Regions from separate parts of the Mus musculus genome. Here all the other regions are linked to region 2. The links are chromatin loops, found by intact Hi-C in ENCODE. Cell type or tissue: heart. All regions are shown on one strand.

The links. Hi-C counts contacts between places; a loop is a spot of excess contacts. Peaks named below come from ENCODE experiments on the same cell type or tissue, not always from the same donor. Only the 100,000 strongest peaks of a DNase experiment are listed, where the experiment ranks them.
Region 1: it touches region 2 in a loop (2.8-fold over the local background); 3 of 42 quality-filtered maps call a loop at or near these places.
Region 3: it touches region 2 in a loop (3-fold over the local background); 2 of 42 quality-filtered maps call a loop at or near these places.
Region 4: it touches region 2 in a loop (2.5-fold over the local background); 3 of 42 quality-filtered maps call a loop at or near these places.
Region 5: a loop joins it to region 2, with 3 times the contacts of the local background. A loop is called at or near these places in 5 of 42 quality-filtered maps.
Region 6: it touches region 2 in a loop (2.1-fold over the local background); 3 of 42 quality-filtered maps call a loop at or near these places.
Region 7: it touches region 2 in a loop (2.7-fold over the local background); 2 of 42 quality-filtered maps call a loop at or near these places.

The regions. Positions count from the first base shown.
Region 1 is chr16:20,651,093-20,655,092 of GRCm38, forward strand. It overlaps Psmd2 (proteasome (prosome, macropain) 26S subunit, non-ATPase, 2), which reads left to right and starts at 560. Exons shown (of 21, transcript NM_134101.2): 1 at 560-759; 2 at 1,152-1,208; 3 at 1,501-1,665; 4 at 3,456-3,577; 5 at 3,726-3,950. The coding sequence starts at 625. In heart, CTCF peaks have their summits at 519 and 2,401 (motif pointing right); a DNase peak (open chromatin) is centred at 579; H3K4me3 peaks cover 2,097 bases; H3K27ac peaks cover 1,249 bases.
Region 2 is chr16:20,424,152-20,428,151 of GRCm38, forward strand. It overlaps Abcc5 (ATP-binding cassette, sub-family C (CFTR/MRP), member 5), which reads right to left and starts at 2,243. Exons shown (of 30, transcript NM_013790.2): 1 at 2,097-2,243. In heart, CTCF peaks have their summits at 1,853 (motif pointing left) and 2,062; DNase peaks (open chromatin) are centred at 230, 1,300, 1,860 and 2,260; H3K4me3 peaks cover 2,957 bases; H3K27ac peaks cover 1,978 bases.
Region 3 is chr16:20,533,347-20,537,346 of GRCm38, forward strand. It overlaps Dvl3 (dishevelled segment polarity protein 3), which reads left to right. Exons shown (of 15, transcript NM_007889.3): 15 at 1-667. It overlaps Ap2m1 (adaptor-related protein complex 2, mu 1 subunit), which reads left to right and starts at 2,134. Exons shown (of 12, transcript NM_009679.3): 1 at 2,134-2,255. In heart, no CTCF peak of the experiment used is centred here; a DNase peak (open chromatin) is centred at 2,055; H3K4me3 peaks cover 2,222 bases; H3K27ac peaks cover 1,692 bases.
Region 4 is chr16:20,300,037-20,304,036 of GRCm38, forward strand. It overlaps Parl (presenilin associated, rhomboid-like), which reads right to left and starts at 2,326. Exons shown (of 10, transcript NM_001005767.4): 1 at 2,173-2,326. The coding sequence starts at 2,291. In heart, a CTCF peak has its summit at 2,441 (motif pointing left); a DNase peak (open chromatin) is centred at 2,245; H3K4me3 peaks cover 2,192 bases; H3K27ac peaks cover 1,513 bases.
Region 5 is chr16:20,478,896-20,482,895 of GRCm38, forward strand. No RefSeq gene overlaps it. Among named protein-coding and RNA genes, the nearest start is that of Eif2b5, 18 kb to the right of the region's middle. In heart, a CTCF peak has its summit at 1,513 (motif pointing left); no DNase peak of the experiment used is centred here.
Region 6 is chr16:20,640,557-20,644,556 of GRCm38, forward strand. Eef1akmt4-ece2 (Eef1akmt4-Ece2 readthrough) reads left to right here. Exons shown (of 20, transcript NM_177941.1): 12 at 59-169; 13 at 1,719-1,817; 14 at 1,917-1,994; 15 at 2,790-2,893; 16 at 3,067-3,177; 17 at 3,297-3,364; 18 at 3,512-3,702; 19 at 3,785-3,880. Ece2 (endothelin converting enzyme 2) reads left to right here. Exons shown (of 19, transcript NM_139293.2): 11 at 59-169; 12 at 1,719-1,817; 13 at 1,917-1,994; 14 at 2,790-2,893; 15 at 3,067-3,177; 16 at 3,297-3,364; 17 at 3,512-3,702; 18 at 3,785-3,880. Among named protein-coding and RNA genes, the nearest start is that of Psmd2, 9.1 kb to the right of the region's middle. In heart, a CTCF peak has its summit at 1,848 (motif pointing left); a DNase peak (open chromatin) is centred at 1,835.
Region 7 is chr16:20,546,490-20,550,489 of GRCm38, forward strand. It overlaps Abcf3 (ATP-binding cassette, sub-family F (GCN20), member 3), which reads left to right and starts at 2,114. Exons shown (of 21, transcript NM_013852.2): 1 at 2,114-2,256; 2 at 2,477-2,624; 3 at 2,746-2,825; 4 at 3,255-3,301; 5 at 3,515-3,612; 6 at 3,713-3,835; 7 at 3,932-4,000. The coding sequence starts at 2,184. It also overlaps the pseudogene Gm15760. In heart, no CTCF peak of the experiment used is centred here; a DNase peak (open chromatin) is centred at 2,062; H3K4me3 peaks cover 2,493 bases; H3K27ac peaks cover 1,985 bases.

The sequences.
Region 1 (4,000 bases), 230 kb after region 2:
GCAATGGGCTGTTCAATCTCTCTCCAAAGGCTGAAGAAGTCATTGGCAGTGGAAATGGATGGTTATGCCTAGAATCCAAGATCTACACGCATCAGCAGCTCATGTCTGTAATGAAGTTATTCTCTGCTAGAAAGTAAGTTCGAGGCTAACCTGGGATAATAAATAAGTAAATTTCATCTTCACTTTGGGGGAAATGGTTTGCGGTTACTATTCCACAGTAGTAGTGGCATAATTACACCGAAGTCACACAGACTCGGTCAAGACTTGAAGAGTTTTGAGCTCATAGAAATCTCCTACAGAGGACTAAAGCAAGCATGAACATGTATGGACGTCCTGTCTTCAGGATGACCTTCTCATCGTACCATGCATCCAGTTGTGGTGAAGCTACAGGATCGGAGAGCTAGGCATCTCTGCAGTCAGACCACCCTTGCACGCACAGAGACACCCTAACTCAACAGTAGCCGTTCGGGCTGGAAGCCGGAACAGTAATTCCCGTCCTGCTCCAGAGGGCGGGACTCGGGATCCGCAGGGCGCTTCCGGTCTGGAGGACAACGCGCGTGGCCTTCTGGGAAAAGGGGCGGTGCGAGCAGGTGCGCGCGCAGCAGGCCGGCAGTAGTGGCGGAGATGGAGGAGGGTGGACGAGACAAGACACCCGTGCAGTCCCAACAGCCCTCCGCGACAACCCCCAGCGGCGCGGACGAGAAGTCGAGTGGCAAGGAGCGAAGGGATGCCGGGGAAAAAGACAAAGAGCAGGAGCTGGTGAGGCGCAGCCTGGGGAGCCCGAGGAGGAGGCCTTGGGCTGAGTCACTGCTGGCTCGAAGGCCTCGGGCCCGACTCCGTACTGCCCACCGCACCGGGGAGACTCAGGATGGGGCGACCCTTTCTTTATACCCTGCCCGCCCCATTACGCACTGTCACTCCCTGAGGCCCTCACCATCACATCGCGGTTCTTTGGTTATTTCCTAGAATGGCTTCCAAGCAGAGTCTGCCTGGTTCCTAAGGTAGACAGCCTTTCCTATAGGGCTGCTTCCCTATCCCACGCCCTCTTCTTGTCCATAGACATTCACACTCTTCACCTGTCCCGGGGTAAGTGGGAGGAGAATGTGATTCGGGTCCCCACTTTTGATGAGCTTCTTCCCCTAACCCTCCAGTCTGAGGAGGACAAACAGCTTCAAGATGAACTGGAGATGCTCGTGGAGCGACTCGGGGTGAGTCAAGATGTTACTACAGGGGGAGTATAGTTGATGTTTCTCATTTGTTTACTCTATTTCATTTTGAGGCAACAATTAGATACCACATATTAGATATTACGATAATTTGAGGGAAGAGTTACAAAGGGTATTTAAATGGGGTCATGGGTCTCAGGTCATTTACAGGGGTTGAGGCATCATGAAATAGGAGCCAGTTATGTCTTTGACCAAAGCATTGGTTAAGTATGTATGGGTCGTGATGTGGAGAAATGTGACTCCTTTTGGTCTGAGCATTAACATCCCCTATTAGGAGAAAGATACATCTCTATATCGACCAGCTCTGGAGGAACTGAGAAGACAAATTCGTTCTTCTACAACTTCCATGACTTCAGTACCCAAGCCTCTCAAATTTCTGCGTCCACACTATGGCAAATTGAAGGAAATCTATGAGAACATGGCCCCTGGGGAGAATAAGGTAATTCAGAATATGGCTGGGACCTGTCCAGTTGAATAATTCCTTTTTTAATGCTAAGTCACTGAAAGCCTAGTGGACCCCATCTAGCTGGAAAGTTCATCACAGTGAGACTGATTCTCCAGTGGAAAGCCTGAGAATGCTTCTCAGCTCCTTAGAAGTTTCTGCTTCATTATATCTTAAGATTTTCTTAGCACGATGTGTTTCTGACTTAATTTAAAATTTTTATAGTGTGTGCATATATGTGTGTGCCTGAATGCATGTGCTTGTATGCATGTGCATATGCATAAGTGTCACGCCTATGCATGCCTAAAGACCCTCGGTCTTTATAGTTGGTTTTGGGATGTCTTTTTGATTTTGGTTTTTGGAGGTTTTTGGGATGTCTTAATAGGTGCTGGGATTTGAACTCTGATCTTCATGAGCGTGCAGGAAGTCCTCCTAAGTGTTGATCCTTTTCTCCAGCCCCTCTAGCTGACCTCAAACTCGGCTGTGTGGCCTAGACGGAACTTTATTTTATGACCTTCCTCCTCCTCCTGCCTCTATCTGGAGTGCTGGGGTTAGAGGCATAAGCCAGTATGCCTGGCTTTCTAAGGCTTATATTTAATGTCCCTTCTCTCTCTTCTGTCCCATGTACATTCATCCCTTTTATGTCTTTTTTTTTTAAGATTTATTTATTATTATATCTAAGTACACTGTAGCTGTCTCCAGATGCACCAGAAGAGGGCGTCAGATCTCATTACGGATGGTTGTGAGCCCCTTTTATGTCTTAAAAACCCTCAGTTGAGTCACATTTGTCCTGTTGGTGCAACTGTGACCCAGAAGTCTTTACTTTGCAGTGTATTTTGAGTAGCCTCCTAATTGGCTTGCTTTTGTCCTTGACTCCCACATCATCTGCCTATCATACTGCAGTTACAGTGATCTTTCTAGATCATTTAATTTATAGTTATTTAGGTAGAATATTTAAATTATAAATAAATAATAGTAGATAAAAGTAATATTTTTTTAATAAAATTAAAATTCAGTTTTGTATTTATGTGGATGAATGTTTTGCCTCCGTACCTGTATGTATGTATGTATGTGTATCCTGTGCGTGTGATGTCTGCACAGGCCAGAGGCTGGGAACATGTTCCCTGGAACTGGAGTTAGGCTGTTGTGAACACCACGTGGGTACTGGGAACTGAAGTCAGGTCATCTGCAAGAGCAGCATGTTTTTGTAACTGTTGAGCCTGTTTTTCAGACCCCTAGATTATGCTGCTATTATTATTACCACCTTTTAGTAGTTTATTATTGCAATTAAAATTTATGCTGGGTGGGTCTAGAATGTTGAGGCCAAACTAGGCAATATGATGTAATGAGACTGTGGTGTAATGGGAAACACACTACAACCCAAACCCAGATGCATCTGGCTTTTTTTTTTTTTTTTTTTTTTTTTTTGGTTTTTCGAGACAGAGTTTCTCTGTATAACTCTGGCTGTCCTAGAACTCATCTGTAGACCAGGCTGGCCTCGGACTCAGAAATCCACCTGCCTCTGCCTCCCGAGTGCTGGGATTAAAGGCGTGCGCCACCACTGCCCGGCAGAAGCATCTTTCTTTGATTCCCCCATTGTTTATTACTCTTGAGTTAGGTTAGCTTCAGAGGGAGCTAGCAACACCAACTTTAGGGTTTTTTTTTTTTTTTTTTTTTGAGGCTTAGCATGGAACTTTTCTGTATAGAGACTAGTATATATTGAATTTTATAGGTGAATTTTGTGGACAGTAATCTTGATTCTGTAATGGCACATGCTGTTTTCCTAGTGTTTTGCAGCTGACATCATCTCTGTTTTGGCCATGACCATGAGTGGTGAGCGGGAGTGCCTCAAGTATCGGCTCGTGGGCTCCCAGGAAGAACTGGCGTCATGGGGCCATGAATACGTCAGGTAAGGCATTTTCTTTATGGACATGAGAAGGGACTTGGGGTCATTATTCTGTTTGTTTGGGAAACTGAATGTATTGAATCCCCCAGACACTGAATTCCTTGACTCCCAGCAACATGCTTCCCTAATGAGCAAGTCTATCTATCCATAGACATCTGGCAGGAGAGGTGGCCAAGGAGTGGCAGGAGCTGGATGATGCAGAGAAAGCACAGCGGGAACCACTGCTTACCTTGGTAAAGGAAATCGTCCCCTACAACATGGCTCACAATGCAGAGCACGAGGCTTGTGACCTGCTCATGGAAATTGAGCAGGTGGACATGCTAGAGAAGGACATTGATGAGAACGCCTACGCCAAGGTCTGCCTCTATCTCACCAGGTGAGTGAGTACAGGAGAGCAGGTAGCACTCGTCTTCCAGGGAGTCTTAG
Region 2 (4,000 bases):
AGACAGAAAGAAAGAAAGAAAGTAAGAAAGAAAGAAAGAAAGAAAGAAAGAAAGAAAGAAAGGAAGAAAGAAAGAGCACCTAGCCCAATGACTGTGTACACTATAAACAAAACCAAAACCAGCTTACTAAGCAAAAACAACGCTTGTGGCTCTGGCTCTTCCGAAAGCCAAGCTATAAACAGATCTGGCATCTGCCATTGTCATCTGGAAGAGGAAGATTACTCGCTACTTTAAAAATAGGCAAGAGGGGGCTGGGGAAGCTTAAAAGGGAGGAGCCCAAGGGACCCCATTCACAACACCAAACACATCAAGAACAACAGGGAAAGTTATCGAAGAACTGTACGAGGCAATGTTTTTTCTCAGTTGTGTGTGTTCAATCATATATTATGAAGCGGAACCGGTAAAGTGTACACACAGACTGTGGTAGCAAAGACAGTTTTGACAGAAACAACTGTTTTCCTAATGGTGAGATAAGATAGGACTTCAGTGGCCTATTCTAACTTCCCTAACCTTCCAGACAAAGCGAGTTTCTATAAGAATGGGGTATGGGGAATCGTTGTCCCCATGATCTTCACCAATGTCATAGCTTCACTTTCAATAAATAAATAAATAAAGGTGCAGCACCTTAAAGTATGCAAACACCTGAGTAGCCATAAAGTTACTGTTTCTTCACACTGAACACAAGGAGACCACCATCTTCTGTGTGTCTGGGATATGACAAGAAGAACACACAGAAGCCGGTAGAGTAGGGCTAAGGTGAATATGGATATGAAGCAATCAACTAAGAAAGGATTACTACACCAGGACCCTCTCCAGCCCAAAGAGCAATTCATACTTCCCATTTTCTAGACAACTCCCTTGCAGCTAATGTAAAGTCTTTTTATAAAACTAATGCTAACTTAGGCTCAGTGATAAAAGCATGTAGGCCAGAGGTTCTTTCCAGTCCCCAGCCCTGCCAAATCCAAAGGAAAGGGTGTGTGTATCAGGACTAGGAAAACCTGGCATATTTTGGTTTAAGCCAGCACTATAAAGGGAGAAAGAAGAATAAACAAAGTGGGGACTCTCACATTAGTACCCCGACTCAAAACTGACAGGGTTGGGGGCCACCTGGTTTTGCTCTAAAATTCTCTTTCCAGTGAAGAGGGGTGGATGTGACGATTCTGCAGGGGGGAGGGGCATTGTGTAGGCCTGGAGAACTGTAACTAACCAGGTTGGTGTTTCCAAGTTCTGTTATCGCAACATCTCTCAGGTTTTAGGCGCCTCAGGAAGCTCCTTCAGGCCCTGCAGCTACTGGAAGCTACTGGAAGCTACAAGGAAGCTGAACCACTTATCACGCCCCCCCCACCTCTCCCCCAGGGCCCACCTGTGCCTCCAAGCTCCCTCACCTGTCACTTACTCCAGAGACCCCAGTAAAACCCATCCATTTCTCCCTTCGGAACTCAAGACTTCCCCGGTCATTCCTGTGCCCACCTGCATCGAGACTCCCACATCTGTACGAAAACACCAAATCCAGGTGTTATAAACACAAAGCCACTAGCTCCTTTGCGTGTCAGCACCGAAAAGGACACTGGTGACAGAAGATCTAGGCTCCCATCTCTACCTCGGCTTCGCTGTGTGTGCTGATGCCACGTACCTCCACATACCAGTAGCAAAACAAACAAACAAAAAACAAAACAAAACATAGATAATGACTTACGTAGTAAGTGGCTGACAGCCTCCAGTCCCGGAGGGAGGTTGGGGCTTCTCTCTGGACAGCTCCGCCACCCGGCCCTAGGGCGTTCCCATGCCAGCCCCGGGCCTGCGAGCACAGGCTCCACGACCCACCCACAGCGAACGCAGCTCCCCCTGGTGGCCGCGCGGAGAGTGGAGCCGGCCGTGACCACCCATCAAACCTCCCCTCCTGCCTTCTAACATCTAGACCTCCGCACAGCCCGCGAGGTCGCCAACAAGCCGGGGACCGCGCGAGATCGGAACGAGACAGGCCCCGTTTCTCCCGTCCGAGGCTTCCCACCGCCCACCCCGCCTTGGAGAGCCCAAAGAAGTGAGCCCGTGACAGCCTCCGACACTGCATGAAAAAGGCGTGAACCGTCACCTACCTGCACCCCAGCCTCCCCACACGAGAGCAAACAGCCCGGGCACGCTCGCGAACATCGGACCCTGAGCAAAACAAGCCTTTATAGCGGCATAGTCCCCCACAACGCGCAAGCGCGATGCACAAAGCTTGCGCAAGACCGAAGGGAATCGTAGTCCCTCATCCGGCAGCCCCCAGCGCCGCACACCGCAAAAGACTACGTTTCCCAGAAGCACCGCTGGTGCCCGGGATGGGGTGCAGGCTGCTCACAGTACCCGCGCGCATCTCGTGCTGCCCCATCCTTCCCCGGTTTCTGATGCCCAGTCTGGAACCTTCTCTGCCTTAGTCACGGGGGCTGGGCAGGCGGGTCGGGGTAGCCGGTGGCGCTGTATTCTCTGACAGCCAGAGGTTCAAAGTCAGGAACTTCCAAATCTATGCGGCGGTTCCACGTGCCAGAAAACATCGTGAAGGTCATCATAGCCTGCTTCTGTCCAGCCCCAACTCTTAGCTGTGGTGTCACTTAATGGGTGCATGAGTCCTCCACGTTCTGCATGAATGGTACCTTTGGATCTTTTCTCTTACCCATCTATCTCAGCTTCTTGACTTCTAAGTAGTGAAATGCCAGAATCGCAATTTCCAAAGTGACAAGGGATGTCAAAATGATATACTAACTAATCAATCTATTTTTATAAATAAATGTAAAGCTCCCGAGGCATTAGTCGTTTTATTTTTTCTATTTTATCTATTTTAGTATCATAATATAAAGACTACTCTATTGCATGCCTCCCAACCTTTAAACTACCCGGGGCTTGTTTATGGTTACCCATTTAAGGGATTTAAAAAGAAAGTAAACTGGATTGTCCATCATACAACTACCTAGTTAGCTACTGTGAACACTAATGTCATAAAGCTGGACTTATTGACAGGATGTATATTTGACACACAGAAAGCTCAGGAAGATAGGCAGTGTTCAGAGCTGGGCTTTCAGGAAGTTGGATCATGAAGACTCTGAGTTAATGAACGGTTTAATATTGACTGATTGTTCCATGTCACTATTAGAAGCTAGTAGAATATGAGGACTTGGAGGCTTGTTAAAGGAAGTTGGTCCCTGGAAGTATACCTTTGAGAGATGTGTGTTACCCCTTCCTGTCATGATGTTCAGCCTTGTGCCGAGCACACACTAACAAAACCAGTTCACCATGGATAAAAACCTGAGCCAAAATAAGTATTTTCTCCTTTAAGTTCATGTTTTCTCCGGTATTTGTCATATTGTCATAATAACAAAAAGCTGATTATGTTTCACTATTTTAAAATTAAGATATATATTGTTGGGGTCAAGGAGTCGCCAGACAAACCACCAAACACTGATCTCAGGCAGACAGGGATAGTTTATGGAGCGTATGTCCTGGGACTGACTGATCAGGGTCAAAGACCAGACTCAGGAGCTGACTGCAACCTCGAGCCAGAATCTACAGAGCTTTTTAAGTCTGAAATCCACAAACATCTGTGTCAAGTTCTTCCACCAATCAGGATTTAGGGATAAGGACTTCCTCTGGAGCAGGTCTTTGTTGTACACGTATCCTGTTCCCATTGGTTGGGGGATCAACTTGCATTGCCTAACATCCATGCCTTAACTTGCCAACCAGGATATCAGTTACCCATGTCCATATCTTTTTCTGCCATGTAGGATGTCAAACCCCAAAGAGTTCTTAGGAATTTAAAACTATTAAACCCCTACTCAAAATGGAAGTCTTATTCCAAATAACTTCTTACATTGGTGCAGGAGAAGCTTATAAAAGCAAAAACCATAAAGGCTCATTCACCAGTGCGGGACGTGCTTGCTGTAGCTAACTATACAAAGCAGTTCTTACTGACCTTTGTTGTGATTGGTTTCCAAGAGCATCAAAGCACATAACATAATAGAGTATG
Region 3 (4,000 bases), 110 kb after region 2:
AGCATGATTTGATCTTAGCTGTCTTCGGTTCTCTCTAACTCTGCCTTTTCCTGTGATCTTGAGAATCCCTCGTCAGTGCTCACTTGTGCGCTGGACGCCAGTACCCTTGTCATCCTGTCTTTGGCTCACATCTCCTCCTTTCCCACTCCCATGATAGTGTCAGCCATTCTCTTCTTAAGCTGTTGATATGCTGGCCACTTCTAAATCTGGATCTCCAACCCCAGCTTCCCCTCTCTTTAGACCTGTTTTTATTACCCACTGGACATCTCCACAGGCATGTCCATAATAGTCAAGCATTATTCCTCTTGAATTCCTGTCCTGGTGACCTTCGTTACAAGCTACACCTACATGGTATTAGTCAGCATCACACACCCTTCTACTCTTGACACTCTGAAGTTCAGCTGTTCCTCTCCCTTTCTTAATTTACAGAGCATGGGATTTGGAGTCAAGTTGGTTTGGGCTTGAATTCCAGCTCTCATTTTTGGTTGTGTAAAAGAGTTATTTAACCTCTCTGGAGCCTCAGTCCTCCCATATGTAAAATGATGATAATAATACCTACCTCACAGGGTTGTTGTGAGGAATTAGATATTGTACGAAAAGTGCCTAGCACAGTGCCTGGCACACAATAGAGTAGGTGCTCAATAAATGGTAGCTATTATTATTATTATTATTATTATTATTATTATTATTATTATTAATTTACTCTAAACCAGCAAACTTTTAGGGTATATTGGGAAGAGAAAACCTTTGCAAAGATAGATATGAAGCCTTGAATGATAGTTCAGGAGTTAGAAGTTTTTGGGTTTTCGCTACTTAGAAGGAGATTGCTAGGAATAGTAGGGTTAGCAACCAGATTTAAGCACCCACCCACTTCCTTTCTGCCATAGAAGTCTCTGGCCTGTTTAGGCAGCAGGATGTCTCTGTCTCCTGAGAGAAAAACCAAATTTTCCTGATTTGGCAATAATCAGACAGCTGTTTGTGTCCAGGTTGGCTCTTCCTCATTCTCTCAGTTTGGATATCATAGGAAATCTTTTCTCTCCTTTTTTGTTTTTATGAGACAGGGTTTCTCTTTGTAGCCCTGGCTGTCCTGGAACTTGATCTGTAGACCAGGCTGACCTTGAACTCAGAGTGCTGCCTGCCTCTACCCCCCCCCCCCCCCCCGCCCCAGTGCTGAGATTAAAAGCATGTGCCACCACTGCACAGTTGAGAAATGGGATTTTTTTTTTTTTCGAGACAGGGTTTTTCTGTAGCCCTGGCTGTCCTGGAACTCACTTTGTAGACCAGGCTGGCCTCGAAGTCAGAAATTCTCCTGCCTCTGCCTCCCAAGTGCTGGGATTAAAGGAGAAATGGGATTTTAAAATCCCATGCCCAACTAAACTGGAGTAGAGGGCAAAAGGGGTCTCTTATGTAGCCTGGGCTGTCTTGAAACTCTCTATTTAGACCAGGATGGCCTCAAACTCACAGAGATGCTCTTGCCTCTGCCTCCAGAACTCTGGAATTAACGGCATACGTCACCATCACACCACAGTCACAGATTTAGCTGAGGAAAACATTAACGTTTAGCTGTCTTCCTTCCCAGCTTTTCTGTTTGGATAATTATCCCTGAGAAAGGGATCAGTCCAATCCTAGAATATATATAAAATACATACAAATAAATTTTATATATATATATAAAAACACACACACACACGTTTGGGAGAATCAAACGTGGTGTTTAAAAAAAAAAAAAAACAGTAAATTCAGCAGTAACAAGCTTATGCCAAGTTGTGTTTGTAAAGTAGCCAGTCTTCGAAATCTGGAGACAATAAAAGACTATAGTAATTCAAAATTTACAATTGGTTTCGACAAATAGCTTTGGTCTCTTAAAGCTACCCCACTTAACTAGGAACAGGAAGGGTCGCAGAGACTACACTTCCCGTGATTCTCAGTGAAGCAAACAATGGTTGGAGTGTATCACGACACGTGTTGCTTGCAAGGCGCACTAAAGCTGACGTCTTCTCTGTCTTGAAGGCTGTCGGTAGTTGTAGTTTTGTTGAGCCTAGGGCGCTCAGATGTGTCAGCTTGAAAGCTGCGGGGACTGACGGGACTTGTAGTCGCCGCTGGAGGCGAGCGCGCAGGCGCAGCTGCGATCGGGGCGGGGTGGGGCGGGAGCACTGCAGTGAAAGCCGAGGCAGCAGACAGGCGAGCTGGGGGCGGGCGGACATCTTGGGATCCGAGAGTGGCCAGGCCGGCCTTGTGGGGGCTGCTGACTCCAGGTGAGCTGGGAGGCTTGACTTAGAGGTCCTTATCAGGCGACGAGGGTGCTGTGGTAGCCTGCCTTGCCCTGCACGGTGCTGGGTGGAAAACTGCCCGCACCGGGGAGTGGCCTCAGCCTTCAGACCCGGGAGGGAGTAGACAACCGGGCGGGGGTGCCTTGGGCGCGATTGCAGCAAGGGCGGGGAGCAACGCCTTCCAGTGACCCGCCAGGCGTCTCCGGGAAGAGACTAGGGCTGGAATCCTAGAGCGGGAGACGCCGCGCGGCGCCCCATCCCTAGAATCCTGACAACCGCTCAACCCCGGGGTTTCCTATTTCCCCATCCCCCAGGACATTGACATCCCCTGGTGCCACTCCCTTGGACAGTGACAGGTCTCTCTCGAACACTGAGAGATTCCATCCTCCTGGTTTACCCCCACGGCTCTTGTACCTCAGACCTGTGACAGCCCCCGCATCCCGTGGTGACATCTCCCGGGCCTAGATGTCTTCTCCTCCCTCAGCTGAGAAAAACTCCACCAGCCCCCTATGCTTCACTAACAGAAGAGTAGGCCCTGTCTCTCAGCTTTCTCTTTTTCTTGTCTATCTCTTTTCGCTGTTTTTCGCTCCTCCCAAGCTCCTATGACCTTTGCCATAGGAGACCTTTAGGGACTCCCACAGCTGTATTTGGTGCTTTGGGGTCATCCTGGTCTTTTGCTAGCAATTCCAGCTAACCCTTTCCTTAACTAAATATTGCATTTTCGTCCAGGACACACACACACCGCCCCCCCCCCCGAGGTCACACACACCATCCCCCACCCGAGGTTGATACCTGTGGACTTGGTCCTTTGCTCAGCGCTCAACCTCCATTTTGCATTTTCTTTCTCACCTTCTTTGGACTTGTCACTGGGCTTCAAGGGTTAACTTTTCAGTTTCAAAAAGTCTGTTAAACTAACCTCAGTGAAATTAATATCTGGACTAATCCAGAAATCTAGAACCAGATTAACCCCGTTACTCAAATATTCTACCTTAATTTTGACCAAAATAATTTGGGCAGTCGAGGCATTCTGTTATCCCTGCCCATTGCTTGGTAAACACCAGGCCAGAAGTGACTGACTTGGCAGATTTGGAGACACAATTTAGATGGCAGGATTAATGCTACTACATACAGACCTAATTTTTGTCACACTTAGAAATTTTGAAAAGACAGTAACCAGAAATAACTGTAAAAGGGGCTCAGCATTGAAGAGTTCTTACTGCTTTTCCAGAAAACCTGAGTTCAGGTCCCGGCACATGTCATTTGGCTCAGTACCACCCTAACTCAGGCTTGAGGGGTGGAGGGCAGTGTTCAGTCTAACACCTAGCTTCCACACATACAGCACACTGGCATGTACCTGTGTGTCGGTAAAAATGAAATCTTTTAAAGAACTTATTAAGCGGGCCTCTGTTCCTTTGTCTGCTTATCTCTCTGCCTGGGAAAGATGTGCCTGCTTCAGCCACCTTCCTGGCTCTGTGTTAGAGCCTAAGGGCCTCTTCCCTCCCAGCCCCACCTCACCCTGCACACCCTTTCCTGGAATGTGTAGACTTCTAGAGGGTCATGCTCCGTTGCCTTCTTGGAAGGGTAATGCTTGCTCTAAAGGTTATGCCTGGTGGCAGGCCCAGGCTCAAGCCAACTAGAGTAATCCCTCCCGCCACGCCATTCCTGCATCTGCAGGCAGGCCTTCTCTGTGACTCACTGGAAGCAGCAGGAGTGAGAGTGCACAGTAGGGG
Region 4 (4,000 bases), 120 kb before region 2:
GTGCAACTCATGTGTCTGATGCCTTGGAGGCCCAAAGAGGGTAACAGATTTCTAGGCCTGGAATTACAGGCAATTGTGAACCATCATTTGAGTGCTAGGTATTGAACCTAGGTCCTCTAGAAGAGTACTAAGTGCTCTTAACCCCTGAGCCATGTCTCCAGCCCCAAGAGCGTTTAATTTTATGTATATGGAGGTTTTGCCTATATGTATGTTTGTGCACTACATGTGTGCCTGGTGCTAGCAGAGGCCTAAAGAGGCCTTTAGCCCCTGGAACTGGGTTCCAGACAGTTGTAAGCAACCATGTGGAAACTGGGCATCAAACCCAGGTCCCCTGTAAGAGCAGAGAATCTTGAGTGCTGAGCTAAGAGCTCACGAAGCCCAGGAAGAGTTTAAAGTAGCCAAAGTAGGTCTAATAAATAAAGTGATCAGTTCCCACTGAACTAAACCAAATGATCATCATCAGAATGCATTCATTATACAGAACTAAACTTGTAACCCAGTACTATTGATTTCTCTTGCTAGACAAGAATCCTGAAGGACAGGAGTGCAGCAACCTAAACTTAACCATATCATAAAATCTTATAACTCCTGTAAAGGGAGAACCGTGTGTGGGCTGGCAGGTGCCTGAGGACCTTGTGTTTGTATCACCTTTGCCTTTGTATCACCACATAAAGTGTTTATAAAATGCAAACGTTGGGACCTCTTTAGAGCCACAAGGCCTGGCTCATTCTTCATGCTAATTTAGAACCACAGTGGCTCAAAACAGACTAGTGATTACAAAGCGAGCAACTCCCATTCCCTATTAAGTTCATACATGTGGAGACAAGAGCAAAGCCACTTCAGGTTCACCCACATTCTCATCTAATGCATTCTCCCATAACCACAAGATTAAGAATGTCAGTTTCCAAGTTTCCATATAAATTTTAATACCACATGTACTGAGGGGAGGGTTAGACAGGACCTCAAGTAATCCATGGTGGCCTGACAGTCTGGCTCCTACTCCTAATCCACCTCCCAAGTGCCGGGATTACTAGCCTGAGCCACCATGATAGGTAGGCTAAACTCTTTTGACAAGTTTTGTGGTGTTACTAGAGACAAGCACCCTACCAATGAGGTTCCTCAGAGATGAAGTGTCCACTTCTTTTGCTGCCTTTTCCCGAAACTATCACAGCAAATCAACAGGATCACAGAAATCTTGTTACCTCCAAGGCACCTCCCCAGTTCCACCTGTTTAAGACTTTTTTCTTCCTTTCTTTTTTCCAGTCTTCTGCTGCCCAGCCTAGCCTTGAACGCCTAACCCTGCTTACAAGCAAGTCTGACCACACCAAGCTGTTTAAAAGCAATGCCTGATTTTAAACGTTAGCCAGTAAGCTACACCATATGCAACTTTTCCACAGATGTTAATAAGCTTCACTTGAGGAGCAGGTTCTTCCGCTTTCGCCACTTTCCAAGATTCTGATTTTGGGTGGCACCTGGGAAATGAATCTACATATAGTCCAGGTGCTGTTTATTTATTTATAATTCAGCCTTTCCCAGCTTGGCTCCAACTCGCCATCCTCCTGATTCAGACTACTGAGAGTTGAGATTACAGACCTGTGCCCACCTCGGGTGAATTTTAAGATCAGGTGGTGCCTTCGCCAGGCTCAATCTCATCTCTGGCTAGCTCACACGTTTATAAAGACCTCAGGCCCCTTGGTGTGTATGGTACCATCAATTAGGTAGAAGTTGCAAAGTTGACATCTTCGGACTAAGTTTCAACGTCAGTATTAATTCAACTGCTATGGAATTTCTCTTCTATTACACTTCATGTAAGATCCGGCCGGCCGGAAAGGCCACGTGCTTCCTACAGCAGTACAGCCCTTTCAAGAATATGAGCCGGACATGCAATTAACGCTCAGAAGTTCCCCTTTCCATCACATCCCTCGGAACTACTAGGAAAGACCGCGGGTCCGGAGAACCGGGCCGGGCTCGGCCAGACACCTCTCGCGGCTCGGCACCCAGAAGCCAGTAGGGAAAGGAGGACCAAGGAAAAGCTAGGCAGGGAGGAGTCAGCTTTAGCAAAGACCTCGTAAACAATGGAAAGCGGGAGCCCCACACGGCTACCTATCCCCCGAGGATGCGCGCAACCCCAGCTCATGGGAAGCCGGGGGAGCTGGAAGCGGCGGCCATTACCTGCGTCCAAGCAGCCGCGGGGCCTGGGTCGCAGAGAGCTCCCGGTAGCCGCCACCCAAGGGAGGCGCCCACGCCGGACCGCAGCGCCAGCCTCGCTGTACCCAACCTTGCAACGCCATCTTCCCAACCTCTGCCCCACCATGGCCCGACCTCTCTAACCCCGGCCTAGAAATCACTTCCGGGGCGAAGAAAAAAAAAAAAAAAAAAAAGCCACACAGCGCGGAGGAGTGGTCTAGAGCGCCACCTGGAGGCCGTTCAGTTCCGGTCTTCCTCTTCTCAGACCAGCGCCACCTTGGAAGTTTCTGGTGAGAGTGACTGGGGAAAACTTGAGGCTTTGAGTAACGCTGTGTTATCAGACACCCTCAGGTTATCACATTTAACCACAAGACACCGTTTCACTGTGCTTTATAGTCTCAGAAAAGGGAAATGGCCCTGTACAGTGGCAACCTTAACTCGCCAGGCTTGGACATCTGTCTGATTGTGAAAAGCAGAAAACGATTTATTAAATGGGACCACACTGAGAGGATGAAATTCAATGACTCCCCACGTTCATCTTCCAGGTCTAACATAAAGATAAGGTTTAAATGGAAGGCAAGAAGTGTGCAGTATAAGGAAATTGTGTCCCCTCACCAATCACCCTTCACCCGTCACCCCCGACCCCTGATCCAGCCTCCTTCTCCAAGCCTGCCCCCTTGACAAGTTGCAAATCCTTCTGTAGTTACTGGCTGCCCCCAGAAACTCAGGCTTTTTCCTTCCAGCATGAGATTTCTGGGGTGGTTCCATTACTGAAGTTTGATAGCCAAAGACAGAGCCCCAAGTGTTTCAGTTGAAGAAGCAAGGGAAGGGAGAGGGTCTCCTACACCTGAGTCTGGTTGATCTCTAGACAACTGAGAGTCAAGTATCCCAGCACAATTAACATTTGCTTTGAGAACAATGTTCCCTTTCTACAGGAATGTTTCAAATAAGAATGTTACAGTAGCAGGGAATCATGTGTAATGCCTAAGCATGGCATGTTTCCTTTCCTAACTATAAATCCGCAATTTTCTAGAACTCACAACAAACCTCACTTATAGTAAAAGAGACTTTTTAACTCCCTCTGCAATTTTATGGCCCTTGGTTTATATTATTAGATTGGAGTCTATCAGAAGCACCTCCAGGACTACTCTGTCATCTCATTTATTTCAAGAGGGAAAAGGAGAATGGGTGGGGGTGGGGGTCCCTTAGAAACTCTTCTGTTACTGGTGGTAAAGGTCTGGGCTGAGTGTTTCCAGGCTTCGAGAATGAAGAACATGGGGAGCGACCCTTATTCAGAAAGAGTCAGAACACACTGCATAACTGTGGGTAGCAGCACCAGTGGAGATGCTTAAGGGACCCCAGTCATTGTTTGTAGCTTCTAGATATGGGATGCAGAGGAGTTTGGTTGTTAAGGGATACCCACTTTGTGTGACTCTATGTTTTCATTCACAGATTAAATACACAATTGTTTCTTATTGTCCATGTTTTCAAAGTCAGTGTAGGCCAAATGGGCCAACATAAAGATGGATGGACTGAGCCAACTGAAACCAGAACCAGTGTGGGCCAGCCTGTGTCCGTCATATATATCTCCACCCCTCTTCTCACTCCCCAGACATCACAGGCTGGCCGCCTGACTCTCAGGGTCTGTGCAGAGTCTGCAGAATTTGGCTTGTTTTAGGCTATTTGCTGCATTGCTTTACCTCCCTCCCTCCACTCTACCTTTAGCCACGACTTCACTACCCACCTTGTCCCTGTTGCCCTCCTATTTAATTTCCCTCCTTTAGTTTTTCTCTATCAACCTAGTCCAGCCACT
Region 5 (4,000 bases), 55 kb after region 2:
CCACAACGTGAGGACTCCCCCATGTTCTGACTCAGGAGAGGCGACACCCCAAATCACTCATAAGAAATGGTCTTGCTGCAAACTGCAAGAGGATTTTTATTCAAGAGTGATCTCGGGGGCCCACGGTCATACACCATGCAGGGGTAGAGGACCGTGGCGCGCCAAGTAGCTGGGTAAGGGGGTATTTAAAGGAAGAAACCACAACTCAAGGAAGTGGGGAGGGCGTTGTTGGTTAAGAGTCCCAAGGAAGTGCAAAGTCACAAGAGTCACAAGGAATACCTGGTAATTGTGCAGGTTATCTCTCAAGACAGTTTCTAAGAGCCCCTAACAATAGCACATTTGCATAGCGGGTTCCAGCAGTGGTCAGGTTGACTTTCTTTGAATGAACACTCTTTGAACCCAGGAAGCGGGTGGGTGGATGAATGTCGCTATCTGTTTTATGATTAGCATACCTTGGAGCATTAGTCACAGAGGTCATATTCCCAAGCCTGGGCCTAAAGGCCTAGAATTTTGTTTTTACGTTATACTTTCAGTAGGAGTGGAGTTATTGACCCTCGTCATTTTTAAAATCAGGAGTGCTGATAAAAGATTAAAGCTTTGAAAGGTTCCAGTCCTCCCTGTACCTGCCTATGGCCGCCACTAGCTGCTCCCTGAGTCCACTCAGGGTGAATATGCCGGCTACACTTAAGCAAGCTTTGTTAAATGGGAACATGGAATGTCACTGTACATGCTTCTTGTAAAATTACCTAACAGTTGTGTCTCGGCAGCTAAGAGTTGTAGTAAATATTTAATCTCAAAGGGGGGTTCTACTCCACTTTGATCACTCTGTTCCCAGATAAAAAGCACACAACTTTTATTATGTATAATAAGCCTTTAAAGCACTAGAGATGGGCAGATATCCACCCTCTAAGATATTAGTGTCTACTTCCCTACAATTTATAACTAACCATGTTCCATCTGGGCTGCTCCTTTTTTTGTTTGTTTGTTAATTCATTTTCTTTTTTTTAAGATTTATTTTATTTATATGAGTACACTGTAGCTGTCTTCAGACACAGCAGAAGAGGGCATAGATCCCATTACAGATGGTTGCAAACCACCATGTGGTTGTTGGGAATTGAACTCAGGACCTTTGGAAGAGCAGTCAGTGCTCTTAACCACTGAGCCATCTGTCCAGCCCCTGGCCTGCTCTTAAATTCAATTGGCCAGCCGTCATTGCCTTGTTTTCATGGCAAACCTACTCCATGGTGTCTTCTTCTCTCCCCTCCCCCATCCTCTCTCTCTTCTGCATCTTTATTCAACCAATAGTTTTAATTTAAGAAGCAAGGTTACAACAGCATCACTTGGCTGTGTGAGGATTCTTTCATGCCTGAGGCAACCAGAGCCAGCCAGTATTTAGCATTACAATACATAGCAAAAGACCAAACCTCAACCTTTGAAGTTTTCACACAGGATCCGAGTTTAAAGTGCACTAGCTGTAACGCCAGATCTATGTAATCTGGTGCCCTCTTCTGGCCTGTAGAGACACTATAGTTATGTGCTGAACAGCGTACACATACTCAGGCCAAACACCTACACACATAAATAAATCTTTCTTTAAAACACCTAAAAGTGACTCAGCTCTGGGAAAACCATGTCCATGCTTGGGGATGTCTTGTCTTGGCGGGGCAGCTTGTTTTTTTCTAATATTCATATTTATACTGGATGCCATTGATAAACTTTGACTTTGCTTTACATGGGCTCTGATGACATTCTTTTCTATGGAAAGACCCAAGAGACCCTAAGGTTACTTCCAGTGACAACATATGCAATGCCCCCATTTCTTCTCTTTTGATAGCATGGTACCTATACCTTGGGCTGCTCTTCTTACCTAACCCAAACCAGAAATGCCACTGTTCTACTGTTGTGAAGAGACACCATGACCATGGCAACTCTTATCAAAGAAAGCACTTTATTTAATTGGGGATTCCTTACAGTTTCAAAGGTTTAGTCCATTCTCATCATGGTGCAGAACCTAGTGGCACACAGGCAGGCACAGCGCTGGAGAAGTAGCCAAGAGCTCTGCATCTGCATCCAAGAGCAGCAGCAGAAGAGAGAGTGACACTGGACCTGGCTTGGGCTTTTGAAACCTCAGAGCCAATCCCCAGTGACACACTTTCTCCAACAAAGCCACAACTGCTCTAGAAAGGCCACACTGACTAATCCTTCCCTAATGATTTAAATATATGAGCCTACAGGGGACATTCATCTTCAAAACACCACACCTAGGGGATTCTAAATTCTGTCAAGTTGCTAATTGATGTTTTTAGCAACCACAAGTCCATTCCTTATCAACCTGATGTCCAGACATGCCACTAGATAGATAGATAGATAGATAGATAGATAGAGATATAGATAATGTATGTGAGTACACTTTTGCTGTCTTCAGACACACAAAAAAGGCCATCCGATCCATTACAGATGGTTGTGAGCCACCATGTGGTTGCTTGGACTTGAACTCAGGACCCCTGGAAGAGCAACCAGTGCTCTTAGCCACTAAGCCATCTCTCTAGCCCCAGACATACCACTTTTTAAGTCTTAACCATTCAACCCTTGTCCTGTGGCCATCTTGCAAGGAAAAACGCATTAAACCTAATTTTTAAACACCCCCATAGTCTTTTACTGTTCTAAAGTCAATGCAGAGATGCTTCTGTGGCTCAGAGCATCTTTTAACTTGGATACACTGTAATATCATGACCTGCAACACCTCTGTGTTAGTTCCTGGTTTTTACCACCCTAACAAACTTGGATACCTTGTACCATCACGAAACAAGTTACTACATCCAACACACAATGGTACAGAGTAAACAGTTAAGGTCCAAAAGGGGAAAAAAAGGATGACCACACAAAAAAAGAGAGATTGGACCAAAGCAGGACTGAAACCTAGTCCAAAAGAGCCAAATATGCAACTGCATGCCAGGCATCTGGGACTCATGATAGCTTCATCATCTGTACTTCAAAGGACTTGGGTAGCCCCATTCCTCCAACTCTGTCACATGCTGCACAAATCACATTTCATGGTCTGGCTCGATTCCATGCCTACAGCTTTCCTCATCGAATGTAACAGGCTTCAGAAATCCCCAACATCCTGGGCCTTCCTTCCACTTTGATTCAGGAGTCATCTTCTCAACTTTATAAAATGGTCACTCATGGTCTTCTTGTGGGAAGGCCATGCCACACCTTGCCTGGCCTTAGCCACTCTCTGGAACTATGGAACAAAATCCATGACACAAGTCTCAAAACTCTGGGTTATCTTTTGTTTGTTTGTTTGTGCTTGCAAAACATACCATATGGATGATGGTTTCAAGTTCTTTGACACCTCAGAATGGAGTCTTACCTCTTGGACCATAGTTGTAAAAACTTCTATATACTTAAATCTGCAAAAATCAATCTCCTAGGCTGCTGTTTTCAAGCAGGAAATGCTTTCTGAGGTATTCTGAGTTCAAACTCTCTCCTTTCAAATAAATTTGAATTTTCACAAATTGGAGTGGATGGGTGGAGCCTCATCTCAAAAGTGTCCTGTCCCAGTGCAGACGCGAAGTAGGTGTTGCTTTACTAAGACTAATTACTTAACAGTTACAGCTGCTTTTGCCAGGCATGGTGGTGAACACCTCTAATCCTAGTACTTGAGAGGCTGAGATGAGTGGGACTCTGTGAGTTTGAGGCTAGTCGATGTGACAAGCTGGAGGCTAGCCAAGGCTACATAGTAAGATCTTGTCTCAAAAAACAAAACAAAACAAAAAATTATGTCTACATCCTCAGAAACTGCCTCCCCTACAACATTAAGTTTGATCAAATTATTTTCCTCATCAAACTGCAAAAAAAAATTGGTCTATTTATGCCCTCATTGTAGACGTGTTACAATGGCAACTAGTTGTTTGAGTGAGAATGTCTCCCCATTGGCTCATGTATTTGAGGTAGTGGAATTCTTTTTTTTTTTTTTTAATCTTTTTTTTTAAGATTT
Region 6 (4,000 bases), 220 kb after region 2:
GGCCTTCGGACTAGAGGTCCTTGCTATCTCTGGGACCCCGCTCCTTCTTCCTTTTCAGTCCTGCACTCCGAGGTGGCAGACCTGCATCTCCAATACAGATGATGCCCTTGGCTTTGCTCTGGGTTCACTCTTTGTGAAAGCCACATTTGACCGACAAAGCAAGGAAATCGTGAGTCTTCATGTTTCTAAAACTACCCTTTGATTTGTTTAAAAACCTGCTGGTCATTTATGTGTATGCATAGGAAAATTGGGAAGGGATTTCACTAAGCAGCACATTGGGGGGTGGGACTATGAGGTGTGGGGTTCCTTGCATTTTTCTGTAATTTACAAAGTCTTATACTAGGTTTATGTTACCTATGTAATTATCAAAACTTTCCAGGTGTGGTGGCATGTGTCTTTAGTCCCAGCACTTGGGAGGCAGAGGCAGGCAAATCCCTGTGAGTTCGAGGCCGGCCTGGTCTACAAAGCAAGTCTAGGACAGCCAGGGCTACATAGGGAAACCCTACCTCGAAAAACAAACAAGCAAACAGAAATAAAAGCAAGGGGGCTGGAGAGATGGCTCAGCAGTTAAGAGCACTGACTGCTCTTCCGAAGGTCCTGAGTTCAAATCCCAGCAACCACATGGTGGCTCACAACCATCTGTAATGAGATCTGACTCCCTCTTCTGGTCTAAAGACAGCTACAGTGTACTTACATATAATAATAAATAAATCCTTAAAAAAATAAAAAATAAAAGCAAACCAAACCAAAAATAATACTTAAGAGATAATAATAGGTGATAATAATATTAAATATTAGATATTTATGGGAGACCTGAGATGTCCAATTATGCAGTAAAGGAAAAATAAATAATAGGATGGATTATGATACCACATTTAAGTTGAAGATAAATTAGTTATTTATTTAAAAAAAATTAACAGTCTCACATTTTTTAGATGGTTCAGTTGGCCTGGAATTTACTATGAATTCCAGGCTAGAACTTGCCTCAGCCTTCTGATACCTAGAATTTATTTTTTAGATTAAACAACTATGTCTGGCTTTAATTTTTTGATTAAAAGAGAGACTGGTAATGCCAGTATTGCATCTGGAGCCCTTTAACATGCCTGACAAGTTTGTTACCCCCAAGCAAGAAACCCAACCCTGAGATGAGGTTGGCCTGGTACTTGCTGTTGTAGACCATGTTGGCCTCAAAGTTGTGATGCCCCTTCTTCTGCCCCTGCCTCTCATACCTGGCCTACTGAAACATTTTAAAGCAGAACGAAAGCAGATTGCAAAACTATATACACATTGCATAACACAGTTCCATATTCTGTCTGAATTTCTGGGGTAGGAAAAACACTAGAAATAGTCAGACTGTTAAAAGAAGATAGCTGTGTGATGAGATTATCAGTGATAAGTTTTCCTCAGTTTTCAACTGTACAAAATCTGTTCATTTGTCTCCTATCTAACCAGATAAAGAACAATGTAGATAATGAAAGTATATTAATTCACCCAACTGCCAATTTAAATGTTTACTTAGTTACTTGGAAAAATGCCACCCACAATGACAATAATGTCCCCTGTGGTGGTCCCACCCTCCCTGCTGGGCAGCCTTTCTTCAGGACTCTTCATAATCCATGACATCCTGGATAGACCAGGATGGAACCCAAGGGCCAGTGGAGGGCAAAGAGGCAGTCAGTGCAGGGGAAGCTGACTTGTGACCCTCCCCTCTCCCGCAGGCCGAGGGGATGATCAATGAAATCCGCTCTGCTTTTGAGGAGACCCTGGGAGACTTGGTTTGGATGGATGAGAAGACCCGGCTGGCAGCCAAGGAGAAAGTAAGCCATGGCTGTGTCGGGGGCGCCATCTTGAGGCGGCGACAGCCCATTGAGTTTTGCTGGGATCTAGGAGGGAAATCCTTACCTTGGTCTCTGTAGGCAGATGCCATCTATGATATGATTGGTTTCCCTGATTTCATCCTGGAGCCCAAAGAGCTGGATGATGTTTATGATGGGGTGAGTACCTCTGCTCACATACTAACCTTCAGATCCTGCGGCTCTGGCATTGTACCCGGCCTCAGCAGTAGAAGTTCAGGCACTGAGGACAGAAGGCAGATACAAGTAATTAAGTTGTCTAAGTATAATCTCTGTGCCAGGTATGGGCCAGTTGACAATAAAATATAGCATTAATGAAGGTTGGAATTTGGAGTGCTTCCTGAGTTGACCATGTTCCTACTTCTGTGTAAGATTGGACAGGACATATAACTTGGGCCTCAGTTTCATCTGTAAAATGGGACTTTAGTAATACTCACCTTGCTGGGCTGTAATGGTGCAAGCCCTTAATCCCAGCACTTGGGAAGTAGAGGCAGATGGATCTTCAATTTTATGGCCAACCTGGTCTACAGAGGAAGTTCCAGGGCAGCGAGAATACACAAAAACAAAGCAAACAAATAAAAGGGACTCAGCTTACAGGGTTGTAAGAACAAAAGAATGTAAGTTTAAAAAAAAAAAAAAACGTTGAATGTGGTGGCTCATGATTTTAATCCCAGCACTCAGGAAGCAGAACTCTTAGTTCAAGGTCTTGTCTACATAGTAAGCTCCAGGCTAGCCAGGGATGCAGAGTGAGACTGTCTCAAAACAAAACAAAAGCAACAACAAAACAGCCCTTGAAACTTAAGTACCTTTAAAATACTGTCAATTAGCTGTCGACAGCCATCTTACAGTAGAGGAGACAGAGGCTTGCTTCGAAAGCTCCTGCTGGGATTCTCCAACACGTTCTCACTTGCTTTCTCCCTTCCACTATTCCCATAGTATGAAGTCTCTGAAGATTCTTTTTTCCAAAACATGTTGAATCTGTACAACTTCTCAGCTAAGGTGATGGCTGACCAGCTCCGCAAACCTCCCAGCCGAGACCAGTGAGAATGAGCGGGCAGACGTGGGGCAGCCAGAGAGGTAGACCAGGGCTTTGGGGGATGGAAACGAGGAGTGGTTCAAGGCCCTTGAAGGAGACAGGCAGGGCAGGCCTTGGCTGTCAGGCTGGGAAGCATAAGGAGAGTGAGGCCCGTCAGCCTCGTTCTTCCTCCCTCAGGTGGAGCATGACACCTCAGACCGTGAACGCTTACTACCTTCCAACCAAGAATGAAATCGTCTTCCCTGCTGGCATCTTGCAGGCCCCCTTCTATGCTCACAACCATCCAAAGTGTGTCTGAGGCAGGAGGGTCTGGGTTCTGGGGTCATGTGGGTGAACTGGGAGAAGACCTGGAGGGGAATCAGGAAATGTCCCTGCTGTGACCTTATTCAGCATTCCTCCTCTACCAGGGCCTTGAACTTTGGTGGCATCGGCGTAGTGATGGGCCATGAGTTGACACATGCCTTTGATGACCAAGGTAGGGGCCCATTCTAGAATTCCCAGTGACTACTACAGTGATATGGGGTGTTGGGGGCAAGTCTTAGGGATCCTGGTGTCTTTGGGCTAGGGTTGTTTGGGGTATTTGTTCCCCCGTGGGTGGGTTGCAAAGATGAGTTCTTCTCAGGGCGTGAGTATGACAAAGAAGGGAATCTGCGTCCTTGGTGGCAGAATGAGTCACTGACGGCTTTCCAGAACCATACAGCCTGCATGGAAGAACAGTACAGCCAGTACCAGGTCAATGGAGAGAGGCTCAATGGACTCCAGACCCTGGGGGAAAACATCGCCGATAATGGGGGCCTTAAGGCTGCTTACAATGTGAGTGGCTGGGTCCCCCAGACTGTGTCGAAGGGTCCTTGGGGATGTGGGCTGGTGGACTTGCTACCTGTTATTCACCCAGGCTTACAAAGCATGGCTGAGAAAGCATGGGGAGGAGCAGCCGCTGCCTGCTGTGGGGCTCACCAATCACCAGCTTTTCTTCGTGGGATTTGCTCAGGTATGGCCCCTTGGGAGAACTCCCTCCAAAGGAAGGATGCCTTTAGAAGAAGTTGGGGTCATGCAGGAAAGGTGTTGGGGAAGTGTACTGAGAGAAAGCGTGGTGTCCAGAGCCCATGAA
Region 7 (4,000 bases), 120 kb after region 2:
GTGTGTACAGATAGAGGTCAGATGTTCGTGTTGAGTGTATTCTTCAACTGCCTCTAGTTTCAAGACAGTATCTCACTGGCCCTGGAAAAATGATTTTGCTCAGCGGACCAGCTCCTAAGTCCTGGTGATCTTACCTTGCCTACCAGCACTGGGGTTTAGGGTGTGGGAGTAAAGATGTGCCTCACGTCTCAGGACTGGAGACAGAATAACTAACATAAAGCAGCCTGGGAAACAGGCAGAAAGGCCTGGCTGGCCCTATGATTTGGCACAACCAATGTTTTTAGAGTCTCTGATCTATATTTAAAAAAAAAAAAAATCCTGCCCTTTTTTCCCCTGATATTCCAGAGAGTTTCAGTCTTTCCCGTTGTTTTTCTACCATTGTCTCCACCCCAAACCCTGTATCCTCCTGGGGCTGGAGAACCCTCTCTGATTTCCTGATACATTGGCTCAGTTGCATAGCTACTAATGTCTCAACTCTAAAGTAAACTGGAAGCGCCTAAGTACATTTTATACAGAAAATAGACCACAGTGACTTACAGATACATCTGACTTTACTTGGGTACAAGGGATCAAACTCAGGTCTTAATGCTGAGAACAGAACAAGCACTTCTCAGAGTCCTTTCTCCAGCCCCTGGCCTGAATTTACTGTAAACTGGTTATTAGATCTAGAGGTTCAATTGCTGTTTTGTTTATGCGGAAGTTAGTACAGTCCAGAATGGCCTCGAACTCCCAAATTGCCTGCCCTAGTCTCCTAAATGTATTATACACATATGGGTGTACTCAGTAGCTTACTGAGACCAGAGAATTGAGTACTCAGTAGCTTACTGAGACCAGAGAATTGAAACAAGGTTTCAAATGGCCCCAGAATGGCCTGGAACTCATTTTGTAGCAGTGGGGTGACCTTGATTTTTTTTTTTTTTTCTCCTTAGGTTTTTCTCTTTAACCCTAGTTGTCCTGGAATTCTGTAGATCAGGGTGGCCTTGAACTCAGAGATCTGCCTTTTTCTGCCTCCTGAGTGCCGGGATTAAAGGCTGGTTCCATCTAAGTCCAGCAACCTTGAATTCTTGATCATTCTATCCCTGCCTCCTGAATGTTGGAGTTATTGGCATGCACCGCACCCAGTTTTATGAGGTACCGGGGATCAAACACAAAGCCTCAGGGTAGACAAGCATTTTACCAACTAATCTATAACCTCAGGCATGCTGATAGCTTTTTTAAACTTTAACACCAAGACTGGCAGCTCCCCATTGCAATAATGCTTAAGCTGGATGAATGGGCAGTCGAGTGTTGTCACATGCCTTTAATTCCAGCACTTTGGCGACAGGCAGGAGGTTCAGTTCTTAAGTTAGCTTAGGCTCTCTAGAGAGATTGTCTCGGAAATATAAACGGGTGTAATTTGAGCGCATTGGAATAAAGTTGTCTAATTTTGCAAATTGAGTGTGTGTGTGAGGTGTATCTTTTACAGACACTTGAGATCTGCTTTGTCTGTAGACCCAGGATAAACAATGAACTTATAAAAGGGCTTGTTCAGGTTTTCTGGCAGTGGGTGATGTGCCTTGGGGTGGCAGAACTTCATTCTCAATGACCCAGTTGAACACCTATGAAGTGTGAAGGAACTGAGGACAGAGCAAAGAGGCAAGCAGAAGTGTGCTCCTCACCCAGCTGATTCAACTAGCAGGACTAATTGAAACTGATCCACTCTGGACCGAGAGTTGGCGTGAGTCAGCAAAACGCCAAAGGTGGGCGAGCAGCAGCATGCGCCTGCGGGGAAGGTATCCAAGCTGTAAAGCGACCCCCTCCCACGTTAGCCCGTGTCTAGGCATTTCTCCCCTCGCAACACCTCCCGTGCTCCCCACTACGATAAGCCTCGGGCGATCCTGCCACGCCCCTCGATACAACCTCCACTTTCCAGAAGGCAGCGAAAACCCGCACAGGTGGTAGACGTAGACGGGAAACTGGAACCGCGCAGGCGCGGAAGCTGCCACGCCTGCTGGACTCCGCGGCGCTTGCGTCCCGTTCTACTAGACCCGCCCCCTGGACTCACGCAGACTCTGCTTTCTTACGTCAACCCTGCGCATGCTCCTTGGGATGAGGGGTGCGATTTCGGGGTGGGGAGGAAGGGCAGGGAGGCGGTCCTAGGCCCAAGTCTCACCACGACTGCGCAGATTGGATCCCGAGTGAACATGGCGACTTGCGCTGATATCCTGCGAAGCGAGTTCCCTGAAATTGACGGGCAGGTCTTCGACTACGTGACCGGTGAGCGAAACTGAATTAACTGCCTGGGGAGGCCGAAGTGGAGGTTGTGGGGAAAGACTGAGGGCGGACAGTGCAGCAGACCGCTATCTGGTCTCTCTGCGTGACCTCTTATCTTGAGGGCCAGTGGGGTCTGGTGCCCCGAGTGAGCTGTACAGACACTGAAACTGCTCCTATATCCGCCCTACCCGTTGTCTGTCTTGTTCTGCGGTACCCGGCTCAGGTGTCTTGCACAGTGGCAGCGCGGATTTCGAGTCTGTGGATGACCTGGTGGAAGCTGTCGGGGAACTATTGCAAGAAGTGTCCGGGGACAGCAAGGATGACGCTGGCATTAGGGCTGTCTGTCAGCGCATGTACAACACTCTACGCCTGTAGGTGCCAAGGGAATGAAGTTGATGGGCAAAGAGAGGAGAATGGAGAACAAACGAGGGGGAAGGTCTGAAGGCTGTAAATCTTTTCTCCCAAGTGAGTGCTTTCTCTCTACCTACATAGGGCTGAACCGCAGAACCAGGGAAACAGCCAGGTGCTACTGGACGCCCCCATCCAGTTGTCGAAGATAATGGAAAACTATGGTGAGAGTGAGGGGAGATTGAACTAGCTGCCTTCTGCCTCCACCCCCAGCCACCACCTCGCTGCAGCTCAGGTCTCTCCATCTCAACAACAAGGCTTGTAGGAGCTAGCGGTATTTTTGTGACCATAAAAGCTTGTGATGGAGAACGGGGCCTGGAGGGCTCTCCAAGCTATTGTCTGTAGTAGGAGGCATACAGACCTTGAAGCTGGTTTTGCCAGTTTCGTACCTTAACCAACAGCGTGGTCTTAAAAGAGTACATTGGGCTCTTCTTAAGTGTGAGATCGTTTTGCCCTTTACTTCAAGGCTAATAACTGTCCATTTCAGTGTTATAATGCTATCTTTAAAACTATCCTTGGTTCTTGTTAGTCATTCAAAGTCTTCATTTCCCTTCTCTCATGGAGAAGGTGACTGCTTTTCTTATCACTTACAGACTGTGACACCAAACTTCCAGGACTGCTAAAGAGGGAACAGTCCTCGGTGAGAAGTGGGAAGGGGCTGTGGTGGGTGTGAGAGTTGACCGTCTACTGAATAGTGGGTGTATCTTTGGGCGAGATTTCTGGTGTGTCTTTCCCTGCGTGTTTGCTTATGTAGCGTCATGGGTAAGTTTAAGGGTTTGTTTGCAGTAATCTCTGGAGTTCCTTTTTGAACCTGTACCCTAGTATGAACTGGTTGTGTTTGGAATTCACTCAGACAGTAAATGCGAAGAAACTAGAGAAGGCTGAAGCTCGACTGAAGGCAAAGCAGGAGAAGCGTTCAGAGAAGGAAACACTGAAGACCAGCAACCCTCTGTGAGTTTGGGAAGAAGGGCTCTAAGCAGGAAGCAGGGCAGATTCTGGTATTGAAGGACTTTCGGGAGCCCTAAAAGCTGTCTGTTTCTCTTTTAAAAAGAGTCTTGGAGGAGGCGTCAGCTAGCCAGGCAGGCAGCAGAAAAGAGAGTCGATTGGAATCATCTGGCAAGAACAAGTCCTATGATGTGCGAATTGAGAACTTTGATGTCTCTTTTGGTGACAGGTGAGGGAATGGCCAGTGGCAGGATCTTTCTAATTAAAGGAGAAGGAGCTGTGTTTCTAGATGATTCTTCATCTCTCTTTCTTACCACCCCTTCAGGGTACTGCTGGCTGGAGCAGATGTAAACTTGGCATGGGGCCGACGCTACGGCCTGGTGGGACGCAATGG